Regions from separate parts of the Mus musculus genome. Here region 2 is linked to region 1. A link is a loop called in an ENCODE intact Hi-C map of the cell type or tissue named here. Cell type or tissue: left cerebral cortex. All regions are shown on one strand.

Region 1 (8,000 bases):
TTTAAATGACATGTCTTCAAGTCTTTCTTTCTCTTAAGGATCTTATCTCCTTGTTCCTTTGAATCAGAATGGTGCACTGAGAAAGCTTGAGAGGTGGAGGAGGGTAATATATAGAGTTTAATGTTTGGCAAGAGGGAAGAGGGAATTGCTAACTTTGAAAATTCGTGCTGTTTTATCTTTTTTTCCTGTTGACAATGTTTTCTTCCTCTTCCTGGAGCATTTTGCTCAGGGGTAGGAAATTCTTACCACAGAGGTTTTTTGGTTTTTTTTTTTTTTTTCCTTCTTCTCAACTGTAATCTAAGTTTATACTAACTAGTAACATTACACAGAATTTTTCTGGGAAGTTAGACTCTCAGATCTATGACAACTCAAAGGCGGTTATCTGTGACTACAACAACCTAACTCCTCGAAAGTCAAAGAGAATGGAAATTCAGTACTGAGCCTCCCACAGAGGTCTGCGACTGAACGTTCACTGATGTGGCAAAAGGGACTATGTGAATGTAATTAAATTAAGGATCTTCGGATGAACAGACAATGCTCATTGGACAAATTAATCGCAAAGGACCTTGTAAGAGGAAGGCAGAAGGGTCATCATCAGGCGATCAGCTATGGCAATGGAACACAGGTTAGAATGATGTCCGATGGCCGCAGGCTAGAGCGCAGAGACATCTGGGTGCTGGAAAAGGTCGTGTCTCCAGAAGAAGCAAAGGCCTGGCTACGCCTTGATTTTAATCCCATATCATGACGTTCAGACTTTTGACTCCCGGGCAGTGCATTAGTGCTGTGTTTAAGCCTCTCATTTTGGGATTGTTAGGGTAATAATAGAAATAATAGAAAATAATAGAAAAACGCATTTGATGCTCCCAGCATTATGTGTGGGGTTCCAGACTAGATAGTAATCTCACCATGGCATTTTCAAGTAGAAATATTTATTCTGCATTAAAGACTGAGGAAGGGTATACACACTATTATTATTATTATTATTATTATTATTATTATTATTATTATTATATTGGAGAACTTTCCAGAAATTCATTGTGGTTAGGAAATTTACAAGCACGCGGCGAAAATCGATCGATAACCCTCTTCAGTTTTGAATGGAGGTTTAGACACATCCATCTGTCTTGGGCATGTTCAGAGCCTTACTGTACAGTTTATCTGTGAGCAGCAGGAGAAGAGAAAGAGCCAATGGGCTGAAAGTAACCCACTCAGTCAGCTTCCTCTGTCTTTGCTTCACGGTTCTGCACAGGAAATCCATTGCTGTGTCAAGTCCCAGAGAAGTTTCTTCTCTTCCAAGCCAGACTAAAGCACGCGAGTGGAAGGAGTTGGCAGGCAGGACGGGGCTGCTCCCTGCGGATGGGTTAAGAGGTGCGCTACCACGCAGAAGCCAACCCGAGAGAAGAGGGATCCGGGTTATGGTCACTGCTGCTCCCTTACCTCTGAGGAGAAAAAGTACCGAGTGAGCGGCGGAAAACCAGAAAACCGAAATGTTTTGCTTTTGGAGAACTTCTGCCCTAGCAGTGCTCTTAATATGGGGGGTCTTTGTGGCTGGTGAGTCTGAAATTTTTTGGGGGGTGTGGGTGGGGAGAATGACTAAGGGAGGAGAGACCTGTTCTGCGCAGCATTTAAGCCTTGTCCCTTTTCGCTGGGTAACGCAAGCCAATTTCTGTTGTAGAGATAAGGGTTGCTCCAGATATGGGTTACCTTGTCACCTCTACTTTCTGCTTTGTCTGATTTATTTTTGCTTTGTGTTCTATAATGTCCTCCACTGTCGCTTCCTCATCTCCCCTCCCCCTTCAGGACAGGTCAGGATAAATTAAACACATATTCATAGCAATCAAAATGACATGGGGGTCTCTGTATCTTCTTCTTGGGGAAAACCAAAAACCAAAAACCAAACCAACAACCAGCTATCATCTCTGGTCTCCCTCGCCAACAGTGTAAGTTGGGAACGTATCTTTTTTTTTTTTTCCTGACACTTTTCGTGACTGCAGGCTTTACACATACAGTTACACTGGTGTATCTGTGATGTATATTTGCCTTTATCTTGAAGATATGTGGGCTACAGGAGTCACTTTCTGAATCAGGAGGTGCACGCCTCAATGTCTGCAGTTTTGTAGGAGTTCAATAGAATTTGGGGCTACCGTGCGGGTGTCCTGATTTCACTGTAGAAGGGTGGTGGGAGTTCGTGTAGGAGGCTTTTTCATGTTTCACTTTTAGTAGCTGCAGTAGCTACGAGGGAACAACAGACTTAGCTCTGAAATGTATAGTTTAACAATTTAAAGGAGACACGGTATTTCTTTCCTTTCACCAGAATTCCTTTAAAAATCACATTTTGGTCTATCTTCCAGAAAGAGAACATCACATGATAGTCTTACTGGTGAGCACACGTAAGATAACTATGATCCACCACTGCACCCTTCTGCTGAGAATTTTCAGTTATCTGTTCTTTTTGATGTGCATAGCAAGCCATTGAGGTCAGGATGGAAGAAAGCTCCGTTTCACATAGCTAGAACCTAAGCTTAGGGCGGTGAAGTGCTTTGTCCGCAGTACTTATTTCCATAAGCACCACAAAACATTGGAGTGTGCAGTTTACCCGGATTGCTTTTCACTGAGAGGCACCCATTGTAGCACAGCTGAAAACGCTAAGCTAATTATTTGTTTATAATTTGAAGGGGGGGGGAGTGTCCTGAGTCTTTCAGTAGTTGGGCTTCTCTAGAAAGCCTTTAAAGTCTGTGCAGGATCAATTTGACAGGGAAAGCCCAGTCAGGTTGTGTCAGGTTGTGTATTAGTAGATCAGACAAAAAAGCAACAAAATGGAAACATAGCAGAGTTTGAATTTTGAAAGCTGAAAGGTCCTCCCCCCCCCACCCCCCCTCCCCCAGATAGGGGTTCTCTGTATAGCCCTGGCTGTCCTGGAACTCACTTTGTAGACCAGGCTGGCCTTGAACTCAGAAACCCACCTGCCTCTGCCTTCCAAGTGCTGGGATTAAAGGCGTGCATTGGAGACACTACGTTCTCCAAGTCTCTGAAATCCAAGCTGGCATCAGAAAATCATCAAACGTTTAGAATGCCAATCAGTAAATTACTTCTTTATACACATGCTTTGACATGACAAGTTCACCAAGAATGACTTAGGATTGTGAGTTGAAAGCCAGCCAGGGCTGAGACTTTATGGCTTCGCTTAGTGCTGCTGCCGACAGGAGTAGCTCCCTCTGTGTAAGATCCATTCGCACAGGAGAGAGGGCAGGGCATCAGGGTGAGTGATAGATAGAATGCTCTTGTTTTGCCTATTTACTTTTAAATTTTACTTTAAACTTCAAACCCTGTGGTGTTTATTTAATAAAGCACCCGAGGGGAAGTTAACAAGAATCTAATCTTGTGCGTGGCTGAACGACCTCCATGTTCACAGACTGTGGCTTTTCTTTCTCCTTATTTTGTCCCATTGTCTTCAAAGTTCTTATGTTCAAATTATAGTTTCATGTCCTGATTGAGATCACCCCACCTTTTATTGAAGTTGCTGGTTTTGCCAATATGAGTTGCTAACAAGAAAAAGGAACCAACAATCCTCTACTGTTTTCTTCCCTAAAAGAATTTTGACTCATTTTCCTTGCCTTCCACTAGGGGGCAGGTACCAACAGGAGGAGACACACTGAGCCCTATAGAGATTAAATGCCACATCAGAAAAGCAAGGAACAGGCCTCATCGATTTAACCCCTTTCTTCCTTTTTAAAGTTTGTGCTAACTATACATTTGCCAGTTAGCATAACACATAGGTGTGTTTTCCTTTGGACATTAATGTTCAAGATTCTGGCGAATAAGAATACTAAGAGGTGTGTGTGTGTGTGTGTGTGTGTCTCATGTGCAAGAATGCTGACTAAAAGTTCCCAGCAATCTAAATGAGGGAGATGAAAAAAAAAAGAAATCCTTAAGGAACATTGTAAGTCAGAAAATATTGAAGTAAAAAATGTGAGGAATATTAAAACCATAGTGTGTTGAGAATGTTAGTTTTTTTGGGGGGGTGTTTGAGACAGAGTGTTATAGAAGAGTGGGCCCTGACCCACATGTTTTGGCAGACAGATAAAGAAGATAGATAGAGAAGGAAACTGGGAGGCAGGGTGTGTCACCGAACAGAGAGACCCGGAGGTTCTGTGAGACAATGAGATCCAGCTTGCACGAACAATGTGCTAAATAATAATAATAATAATAATAATAATAATAATAATAATATAATAAAGGATGAGGCTGCTTTCTGAGGCTCGTTAACAGGGAGAGAATATGGATATTGTGCAGTTGATGGTGAGGCCGTCTATTAGCTTGTAAGGAGAAGCAATAATCTCAGGCAGTAGTTTTGGAGAATGTGACAGAGGGATCCTGTTGATTGGCAGTCACACTTTGGAAAGCTTGAATTAGGAGTTGAAGTAGTAGAAGGTTCTGTGCTATGGCATTCGTGGCTGCGAAGGGAACTGTAGAGGAAGGACATGAAGGATGGACATGCCTATCCACCCTGGGGAGAACAGAAAGATCTAGAGTTTGCGCACCATATAGAAAGCAGATGTTCCCTCAAAGGCAAGACAGACGGGCAAATGAGAGATGAAGCACTAGAAATGTTTGTCTTCAGTCTGGGGAGCCATAACTATCTCTGTGTAACAGCGAGCAAGTTCTAGGAAGAGATGGGAAAGGAGACAATATCACCTACAGGGACTATGCTTAGCCTTAACTAGAAGGAAAGAAATGTTCTGAGCTTGAGAAATTAGTTGATACAGATCTTAGATTAGGTGAGGCCAGCTCAAAATGGCTAGAACAAGGTGGAATCAATGAAGGTACTCACTGTGATAAACTAACTTCTCAGTATGACCAGGTGAATGTAAGCTGATGTTGCTACCCAACAAAGCCATCCAGTGATCATCTGACTTTCTATTGTGACTGAAGAATTAATCTATGCAGTCGTTAAAATGTTATCAGTGCACAGCGAGCTTTTGTGTCCTCTCCCTTGATTTGCTAGCTCCTGACTGGGTCTAGAGAGCAGGCCGGAGGGTGTCATGTAGCTTTGGACTGAGTGATGCTAATACTCCCTAAGAAGCAGTCAACATCCATCACATTAAGAAACAATAGATATCACAAATACATGAAGTTTTTATGAGAGTTGACTATGATCTACTCATTTCATTCTTCCCCAAGAACTGATGTCATTCATGCGTTGACGCTAAGCAAAGATTTCAAGGTTTTCATACCTAAAATTTAGATGCCTTGCATGTCTGAAAAGCTAGGCTCCATTTGTTCTGAGAACACAATCTTGTGTGTGTTTAGGGGAAGTGCCCTAGAGAAGTGCCAGCACGGAGACACAACTGGCAGTTCTTCCATTTAGGAAGAAGCGATTTTCTTTAAGCATCTCTGCTGCTCTGAACTGTTGATGCTGTGGTCATCAGCACTTAGTGTGGTGTGGAGTCAGACTTAGATTGGGGTTTTGTGTACAGACATTCCTGCATCTCGGTCACCACTGTCATTGGGCACAGTGGGGAGCCGAGTAAGCTGGAGTTTTGAGAGATTTCACTGATCAGAACACTGGTCATTTATATCTCTGCCATATTCAGTTGTTAGGTGGGCGGCCTGGGGAAGGGCTTGATCTTCAGCAAAGAAACCAAACCGTCCTTTGAAGTCTCTGAAAAATGAAGGCTGTCTACTTACTGCTCTCAGTCATAGGAGCAAGGGCTATCCCTGGCGGGGATTCTGGGAGGCACATTCTTGATACATGCTAGAGTTGCTGCCTCCTATGTTCTGCATCCCTTCATGAAATTCTGAGCCTCTATCTGGTATTATTCTCCAAATCAGTTCTATCACTTTAGTTTTTATTTTACTTTTAGCGGTTAAGAAGTTCTCCCAGTTTTCTTTTATATGAAGAGTTAACTATTTATGTCTGAAATATTTATTTTACTTTCATTACCAAAGCATATATTTGCTGGGGATGTGTAGAATTATGGGTTGATATTGATCTCCCCTCCCCTTTAACACCCAAAAAAATCTCTAATGGGGAGTCAGCCGGTCTCTTACATCATTTCTCTGAATTTAATCTCCGATCTTCTAGGCCTGTTTACGACATTTTGTTCATATTGCTGGGGTTTGGCCACATTTAATCTGACTAACTGTGGTATTTTCACCTGTAAGAAATTACTTAACTTCATTAGACATGATTTCCTCACTTATGAAACAAATAGGCATGATAATATTAGGAGATTAAGAATTTTTAGACAGAAAGGACTCAAGACACTTCTGTATTAAATTCTCCCATCTTGTATGTGGAAACTAGCCATGTTCAAGGAACTGCCAATAATGTCGCCTAATCTTTCAGTGGATGAATTAGTTGGAATGGCTCTGTGGGACCAACAATAGAAGGGAAAGAGCTGAGCAAGAGTCTCTCTGTGTATGGAAGGTTTTAGAGGCGATGCACGGGAAAGAAGAGTCACATTTAAGAGAGAAACAAGAACAATTAGAGGCTTGAGATTCCTGTTTAGGAAAAATAAGTCACAGCCAAAATGAGGCTTGGTCATTTGAACGACGAGTAAGCAAGGGAGTGTTTGGCCATGTGTCAGTACTGTGCTTTGTACTGGTGATACTTGATGAAGAAAGATGTAGCAGGGCTGGGGATGTAGTTCAGTGGCAGGGCACTGGTCTACCATGTACAAGGGTTTAAACTAAACCCCAGCACTTCAAAAAGACAGCCATAGACTCCACTTATTTGGAGCTTAGAATCTGGTAGGGAGGATAGATGTTACACAAATTCTCGCAAATAATTAAAGAACATAAAATATGTAGGAAAATTACAGGATGGCATAAAAGTGTAACCGGCAAATCTGATCTTGTCAGGGCATCAGGTGGTGATGACAGAGTAAGGGCTGTGAGAAGAGCTCTCTGGGGCTGGTGGAACAGTCTCCATGATACACACAGAGAGCTCAGGTAGAACGGGGGTGAGGAAGTGTGGAGATTTAGCAGAAATTCTGGAAGGTGGAAAGGATGAGGGGAGAAGATACTGAGGAGAGAGTAGTTTACAAAGGACCTATCTATGGATGGTGATGCATACCTTCAGTCTCTGCATTTAGGCCCGTGAGGGAGGTGGTATGCTCCACCAAGGCTACATAGTTAGAGCCTGTCTCAAACAAGCAAGCAAATAAACAAAACGTTTTTTAAAATAGAGGTGGCTGGGTGGTGGTGCATGCCTTTGATCTTAGCTTGCAGGAGGCAGAGGCATGCAGATTTCTGAGTTCGAGGCCAGCCTGGTCTACTGAGTGAGTTCTAGAATAGCTAGAGCTGTGCTATCTCAAAACAAAAACAAAAACAAAACTAACTAACTAGCTAACTAACTAACTAACTAACTAACTAACATAAAGGAGCCCTGACTTTTGGGAGAATACCCACACCAAGATGCCCAAGGAGAAAGGTAGCTTACAGAGAGGGTATTGGAGTAGGATGGGAAGGAGACAGAGAAGAAACACGTAGGCATTGTGGTGGAGGTGAAGAAAGGGGCTTCAGAAGGAGAAAGTGACCATGTGTGTTGTTAACTTAGAGAGCAACCAGGGAGAGATGCCCCAAAGATTAGTAAATATATTTAGGAGTTGCTCCACACTGGCAGTATGTGTCATCGTCAACTATGTGTGTATACAAAGAGGTTTTGGCAAGGGAAGTTTTTAAAGGTGGAAAGAGAAGGATTACACAGGATGCTTTCAAACTATCATCATTGCCTGTAAGGAATCATGACATGAGTGGGCTCTGTCCATATTTTCCCATAGTTGTTGGGTAATTGTCTTGTTTTCTGTGTAAGGTAGCAGTGACCTTATGTATGGTTTTACAGTTCTTTTTTTTTTCTATTTTTAATTTAATTTAATTTAATTTAATTTTTTTACCACACATAAGCATGATATTCCTGCCCATCATAACCTTCTGACTTTATTTACTTTATTTGATTTTTTAAAAATGAAATAGTTAATACCAATAATTCCATTTTA
Region 2 (8,000 bases), 350 kb after region 1:
GTACTTCAGGGCTGAGGGTCTCCGGAAATGAAGTAAACATTTGCTGGAGGCTCAGTGTTAAATGTGAGTCTTGATGGGCTTGATCTCTACTTGCTGCCTCGTGTTAGTCAGGATCTCAAGAAATAAGGGACTAATACATGAGTGTCTTGAATTCCTGCAGACTCAGGAGACTTGGGGCTCTTAGGGTATAGTAACTCATCTAAAGAAGATAAGATTTATCATTCATATGAAGATTCACTCTACAACACACTCATCATGTTGACCTTATGTTTCTTAACTAAACTGCCTTAAAAATCTCTCCACTATAAAATTGAAATAATGCTAGCAAGGAACCCTTCCTCTACGCAGGGTTGCTGTATACTCATCCATACTGATACCAAGGACCTTCCCCTGTTACACATGCAGATGTAAAATGTTGCCCATAAATTCTTGTGTTTGGATATTTTCAAATGCTACCCTCCTCCGATTAAATTCACTTAGATTTCAACTTGTGCTGAACTTCTTAATTTTTCAGTTGCACTTGAAGTTGCAAGTTTGTCAGTAAGCCAACCTCTTTTAACTTTACGTGTGTGTGTGTGTGTGTGTGTGTGTGTGTGTGTGTGTAGAGATTTATTTACAGGTCTTATGGATGGAGTCATGATCTTTATAAGTTTTGTCTAGAAAACATTTTCCTTAAAGTTATCCACTGCCTCTGAACTTAAATATCCCTACATCATCTTTCATGATAGACACATAATCCCACTTACTAGCTTAAGAGAGACTGATGGTGGCTGGAAAAGGGACAGCCAGTGTTCTTTAATGGTGACTCTTGGTGGGTAGACCACCCTCCAGGGCAGGCCCTACTCCTAAGCGTAGTTGGACAATGCAATTGTATTTAATGGCTTTTAAAAAAAATAATAATAAAAGAACTGGAAGTCGAGTTGGTAGGAGATTGTGGGTGGGGAGGGTAAATCTGGGACAGTTGGCAGGCTGAGAATATGATCAAAATATATTGTATGAAATATTTAAAGAACTAATAAAATATCTTAAAATTTTAAACAGAATAAACAGTTACTCAGAGGCAGGAATAAAATAGCCCTGTGTTGGAATTCTGCCTCTTCTTTCTCTCTTTCTCTCTTACCCTCCCTCCTTCCCTCCCTTCCTCTTTCTCTCTCTCTTTTCTCTCTCTCTTTCTTTCTTTCTTTCTTTCTCACTCAGTTTTCTAATTTGCAAAATGGCAATAATAAGCATTCTTGCTCTTAAAATTATTGTAAAAGTGCAACTTAATACTAAAGGTAACACTGGCCTAGGCCCTAGTACAAAGCAAATGATCCGTACATGCTATTACAGTAGTCCAGTGCAGTTTTCCTCTCCTACAACATACTTTGTTGGTGAGAGAAGCTCAGAAGACCATTCAGAATTGATATCTGGGCTAAGACAAAAAGGGAAAAGAAAAGAGCTCCAAAATGAAAAAAAAAAAATCCTATGGTTAAGCCAGTCCCTAAATGGGAATTTTCCTTAAATTTGCTGACTGGTTGGTGAGACTGCTCAGCTCGGTTTCAACTGACCAGACCCTGAAGCCAGTCTGCTCTTTAGCACTGTACTTTAGGCTATAATTACCGTTCCTGAGACAGAAGCCCCAAACAGTGGGCAAATGCACACTAATTTGGGATGCCAGTTAAATGAAGCAAACACATGCAGAGCTTGTAGGGTCTCACTTCCTGAGAAGCTAACATGACAGAAGAATAATTTGGCCCAAATGGGGGCTTCAGCAGGGTCATGATTCTTGTCACAGGCCCTGGAAGGTTTTTTTTTTTTTTTTTTTTTTTTTAGTGCCTTTGAGCTGGGGCCTTAGGTCCCAGGGCGTGAAGTCCAATCATTCCTTATGGGAAGCAACCTTCTCTGGGTTGTGTCTGTGACAGGGCGTCTCATCCCTCTTCCATCAAAACCTCATTCAGTGGCACATACAGGTAAACAAGTTAAAACAGACCTCACCAAAATAACTCAATGGCTCCATGGAGGCCGGAGAGACTGGCCTGGTTAGACGCTGGCTGGGAGCCAGCTCTGGTCTGGCATTTCTCCTAAGGAAGCAGGGAGATCAGAGATGGAGCTTGTGACCCAGCAGCCGCCACTGTTCTCTTTCCCAGGAGCCTCTGGAACTGTCTCATATGCTCCTTTCCCTCTATCTGTGCCAAAACATTCATCTCCCATCCTCAGGGGAGACTTGTTTTCCTTTCCCTTTGAAGAAAAAACAAGCAGAGGAAGTGAATGTAATGTCACAGCAAGCAATCCTTGGCAAGCCTTAGCAGACAGACATCCATTCAGAGCTTGTATTTCATTAGACTATTATATTCCTTCACTTCCCCCCAAACCACTCTTCCCTCCAAGAGGCCATTTTCTTTGGGGTTAAAAATGCTCACACTCATTCTGAGGCTAGATGGGGCAGAGGGAGCGAAAACATAATCAAAATGGCTGGCTCCGTGATTGTTAATACCTTCTGGTTGCCTGCACCTAAGGCAGAAAGTGACATTCCTTCTCCAGTTTGAGATAATTCCATCCACTAGGAGCCCACTGTATTTATTTCATACTGTACTAGGGACCCTATGAGCACAAATATAGCATCATCATCCTTAAGTCTGGATTTTGGTACCACTACCACCTTAGATTTACTAGTTGTGCAAATTACTTCTTTATGTCTTATCATTCATAAAGTGTGGGAAAACCAGCTTGCTTTCTTGAGCCTTAGTGAAGCACACTTACTATGCAGTGAAAATGAGCTTTAAAACAACATACTGACACACTCAAATAGGTTGTCATGTCTTATCGTGATGGATGATGACCAAGGGAACAGCTGTAAATGAAGACATGATTTCCTCATTCCATGCCATCATGTGGATAATACATTGTTGGGTTTGGGAGTTTAATTTTTTTATACCTCTTTGAAGTAGAAGCTAACATACTTTTTACTCCAGAAATAATAAAAATTTGAGACTTAGTTGAACTGAGTGACATGCACAAAGACATCCAAAAAGTAGTAATGACAAACTTGAGTTCAAGTTTCCATGTATAAGATAAAAGGTCTATTAGTCCACTACGACAGCTATACTAACAATAGAAGCTGGCTTTATCAAAATCCCAGACTTCATAGGGGCAGTTTGCATTGCCACTTATTAATGATAATAAGATAGAGATCAGAACATGCATTTGCCTCTAGAATGACAACCCCCATCTAATGAAAAAAAGGAGATTTCTTTTTCTAGGATCCTCTTTAAGCTTTTTAGTGACTTTCTTACTTTCCTTCTTGTTGCTTCAGTCATGTGCTTAAAATTTGGCAGCCCATTTCTAGCCCTTTCTTGTTTATAGTCTCATTTCCCAGCCCCTGCTGAACTCATGGGGGAGCTCTACAGGGACTTTGGCTCTTCATCATTCTTCTGTCGTCTTGGCATGATTGCTTCCTTTACAGTTTTGACTACTGTACCTTATAACTGAGTGTCACTTTACTCTGAGTGTCCTCATCAGACATGATGACCATGACTCAACATATCATTCAGGCAGACAGAAGGCACAACAGAAAAAGTAAGAGTATGTGGTAACCCAGCTGAACGGCTTTCAGAAACTGTGGAAGAGTTCTATGGGTCAGGGATTTTTATTCTGGGAATGGAAAACCCAACAGTTGATGTTGCTCCGTTTTCTTACACTGGCCTCTAGTGTATGAAGCAGTCATAGCGGCTCTCTGCATCTTTTCCAGGTTCCGATGGAGGAGGAGGTTGCTGGTGATCTCTGCTCCTAATGATGAAGACTGGGCCTATTCACAACAGCTCTCTGCCCTCAACGGTCAGGCATGCAATTTTGGTGAGTAGAAGGCACCTTATTTTGGCTTTCCCATACTGCTTTCTTCCTGGATGATTCTAAAATGGAACATCCAAATATACTCCAATTCAGATGCACATTCCCGGACACATATTCTATTATATTGAATATGAAGTTGCTTTCAAAGTACTGTCTCAGTCAACTATGCATTCTTTCCAAGTGTTTGAAAGTATTTACTGCTTTTTTTAAGAAATTGATTTTTGAAAAACATGTCTTAAGTTAATGAAATTCAAGCAGGATCACTTATCTGATACTTGGATACTGGATACTAATATATTGTAATTCTCCATATATTGATCTTGTTCTAGGAATTAATAAAACAGAATCTTATTTTCTTTATGAAACAGAACATCACTAGGTCACTTCAAATCCTCCTGTCTTATCCTCCTGTGTGCTGGAATTTCTGGCGTGTGTCACTGTGTCTAGTTCTGAACCTTTTAAGGCCAAATCAGAAAGGAGAAAATGTTTCTTGTCTATTTGTTGCAAATCCCTCAATATTTTGAAAAATAACATGTCACCCTATTTGCTAAACATTTTCTGCTCGGCTAACTAAAAGCACTAGTATCATTTTTAACCAGGCCACAGAAATACTTGCATAATCTACAGAACTTATTACTAGGTTCAGTGTGACATGGGGTGACAGTGAGGCCAGTAGTGTTACTATCTCAGCTGACAGTGTGATCTGTGCAGCTGCCGAGGCGAGCAGTTTGAATCATTAGAGGTATGTATGTATGGAAGGGCTGGTTTCCTGTCACTGATTTAAAAATTCATCATTATAACATTCCAAATCAAGACTATTTTGATACTTCGGGTAGGAAGAGTCTGTCTATAATTATGGCACAATTATAAAATTGCACTTGGGAGCTGGAGAGATGGCTCAGTGGTTAAGAGCACTTGACTGCTCTTCCAGAGGGCCTGAGTTCAATTGCTAGCAACCACATGGTGGCTCACAACCATCTGTAATGGGATCTGATGCCCTCTTCTGGTTCATCTGAAGATAGCTACAGTGTACTCATATAAATAAAATAAATTTAAAAAAAAATAGAAAAAAGAAAGTCTGTACTTGAGTTTTGAAGGAAGGGTGTTCATGAGTTTTGTCAAGCATCGGTGGGACCCAATTCTATCATACAGCCCAGTACATCTCAATTATTTCTCAAGTACTTTCCAAATGTAAGATATGAAATAATGCAAAGGAAGGCAGCAAGTAAGCTCTAAATAGTAAGACAATCCAGGGATCCTTCATGTATACTCCGTTTATCATGGCTAATGCTTTACAACTAGCAACATACAATATTTGATTGTGTCAATATTCTGAATTGTATTTAAAACTCTTCAGAGTCATCAATGGTGCTGATTATGAAAGATATACTTAGAGCACTGAAGGTTTAGTCACAGTAGAAATGTAAGTCAAAACAAATCCCACTTTGGTGGCACATATGTGTCATCTCAGCACCAAGAGACTCCAACTAGGGGTTTTTGAGGCCCAGGCCAGCCTGGGCTGTGGAGTGTGACACATGTTAAAGAGACAACGACACCAAATAATTATCATGGTTTGCTATCTTTCTGTAGATACCTTCTCAGGAGCCAGGAGGGGTTGTTTGGTTTTTTAATACTGGTACAGAAAGCCTGTGCCACGCGAGTGTAAGCAAAGTCTTTTGCTATGCGAAGGAAACATGAACAAATCACACTTTCCCGGAGTCATTTTGTTCATGATCCTCAGTTTCTGAAAATATGACTCACTAGTATTTGGAATAGAATGCTTCACCCTTCCGGGAAAAGATAAAGGTAGAAAACCAAACAGAACTGTGTGGAATGTCATTCTGCCTTGATTTTAGCTCCTCCTTAAAGGAGCCCTCCCATATAGAAGCTTTTAACTTTCTCCCTGGGCTAATGATCTTATCATTAGCTCGAAGCTCTCACCCCGACTCTCTTCATCTTGCTGTTTTCTTTCTGAATCACCTCACATGCCTTTCATCTTCAAAAGAATTCCAACAAGCTATCAAGGCATGACCTTCCCTCCTTGGCTGAAACCTTAGCTGCGCTTGCCTGGGGTTCCCCTCTGTATCCTCTGCATGAGTCAGAACCTGTCAGTCCAGGGCAGCACCTCCCTTGTGACTGGCTCTGTACCCATCACTTAGATGGTTTCTGGGGGTTTTCTCTCTGAGGGGAAGAGTTATCCATAAAAGGTATGAAACTTTCAGGTTTAATCTCCCCCCACCTCCACCTCCACCCCCCAAATCCAACACTGTGCTTAAGCCATGGTAGATGTTTAATTTCACTAGTTTCATATTTTGGTATATTACAGCAAGAATCATTTTAAGAGCAAATCTATTTCAGTCCGTCTGCCTCACACACAAAACCACCTGATTCTTGTAAGTCCTAAAATCTGTGACTTCTCTGGTACTTTGCCCCTTCTTAGATTTGGGAACAAAACACCCATGAAAGGAGGTACAGAGACAAAGTTTGGAGCAGTGACGAAAGGATGGACCATCTAGAGACTGCCATATCTGGGGATCCATCCCATAATCAGCCTCCAAATGCTGACACCATTGCATACACTAGCAAGATTTTGCTGAAAGGACCCAGATATAGCTGTGTCTTGTGAGACTATGCGGGGCCTAGCAAACACAGAAGTGGATGCTCACAGTCAGCTATTGGATGGATCACAGGGCCCCCCCCCCCAATGGAGGAGCAAGAGAAAGTACCCAAGGAGCTAAAGGGATCTGCAACCCTATAGGTGGAACAACAATATAAACTAACCAGTAGCCCCCCCCCTCGGAGCTCGTGTCTCTAGCTGCATATGTATCAGAAGATGGCCTAGTCGGCTATCAGTGGAAAGAGAGGCCCATTGGTTGTGCAAACTTAATATGCCAGGGGAATGCCAGGGCCAAGAAGTGGGAGTGGGTGGATGGGGGAGTGGATGGGGGAGGGTGTGGGGGACTTTTGGGATAGCATTGGAAATGTAAATGAAATAAATACCTAATTAAAAAAAGAAATATCAAAGACAGATTATTCTACTTGGTTTATTGTGATCTATATTTCTTTCAGACTTTAAGTGACATGAAATTCATCGGTTGTCAGGTGTATGGGCGGAAAAGACAGTTTCAGATTTTTTTTCCCTCTAATTTTGTAATTTTTTTCCTTTTGTGTTAGGTCTGCGACATATAACCATTCTGAAGCTTTTGGGTGTTGGAGAGGAAGTTGGAGGAGTTTTAGAACTGTTCCCAATTAATGGTAATAGTTACTTATTTTAAAACCTTATTTTTGGCTATATGCATTCAGTGGGTATGCCTTAAGGAACTAGTATGTGAACAGAAGCAAGCTTGTGTGCCCATGTTGTGTATGGGGCAGGGGCTGGACTAAGGACTAATCTTGATCTTGATATGACATCATTCAAACCAACAGTAAAGCCATCCACGTTCATAATCAAAATCATGCTTTTGTTCGATAATGAGTTTTAAGGTTTTCAAAGCATCTTATGCTCTATCATTTAATCTCATGATTGTTTTATGAGGTCTTAACATCTTGATTTCTGTTCACAAGATAAGGAAATGCAATAAAAGGCTCAAAGAAGTTAAATGAAAATGACTTAACAGACTGGAGCTCGCAGAAGGCAGAGCCATCCTTCGTCCACAGACCCTCATTTTGAAATAAATGCCAGTGTGGGAAATACCTGGCTGAGCACCAGAGTAGACCCCCCAGAAAGCCACAGTTCCTCATTTCTTCTTTTCTTTTCACACATACTACTGGTTTAGATCCAGTCATTGGTTTTCAATATAATTGTTTTCACTCTGGACAATAAAACAAGCTTCCATTGTCCACTGAAGGGAAAACTGGAATGTAAAGAAGTAAGCTAATTGGAAACATACCTAAAAATAGAAACATCATTGTTTGTCCCTGACAGATTGCTACAGATGTTGATGTTGCAGGATTAAATTAAGGCATGGGTTCTGTATTTTGTAATATTCTCAAAAGAGATGCCAGAGTTTGTCCATAGTCCCACAGTTTGGCAACAACAACCTTGCACAACCAAACATTTAATTGCTATTTGGACACTCCTAGCAAACAACTGGCTTTTGAACTAAAGAGAACAGGTTTGTGGGTTTTCTGCTCTCTCGGTGATTTCCTCTTGGTTTGTTGTATCTATGAAC

What was found. Hi-C counts contacts between places; a loop is a spot of excess contacts. Peaks named below come from ENCODE experiments on the same cell type or tissue, not always from the same donor. Only the 100,000 strongest peaks of a DNase experiment are listed, where the experiment ranks them.
Region 2: a loop joins it to region 1, with 2.9 times the contacts of the local background. A loop is called at or near these places in 12 of 42 quality-filtered maps.

The regions. Positions count from the first base shown.
Region 1 is chr16:44,764,522-44,772,521 of GRCm38, forward strand. It overlaps Cd200r1 (CD200 receptor 1), which reads left to right and starts at 1,215. Exons shown (of 7, transcript NM_021325.3): 1 at 1,215-1,551. The coding sequence starts at 1,488. In left cerebral cortex, a CTCF peak has its summit at 3,619 (motif pointing right); DNase peaks (open chromatin) are centred at 1,244, 2,149, 2,472, 3,236 and 1 more place; H3K4me3 peaks cover 1,489 bases; H3K27ac peaks cover 452 bases.
Region 2 is chr16:45,119,120-45,127,119 of GRCm38, forward strand. It overlaps Ccdc80 (coiled-coil domain containing 80), which reads left to right. Exons shown (of 8, transcript NM_026439.3): 6 at 3,728-3,831; 7 at 7,003-7,083. Among named protein-coding and RNA genes, the nearest start is that of Ccdc80, 29 kb to the left of the region's middle. In left cerebral cortex, CTCF peaks have their summits at 3,694 and 4,820 (motif pointing left); DNase peaks (open chromatin) are centred at 2,067 and 3,658.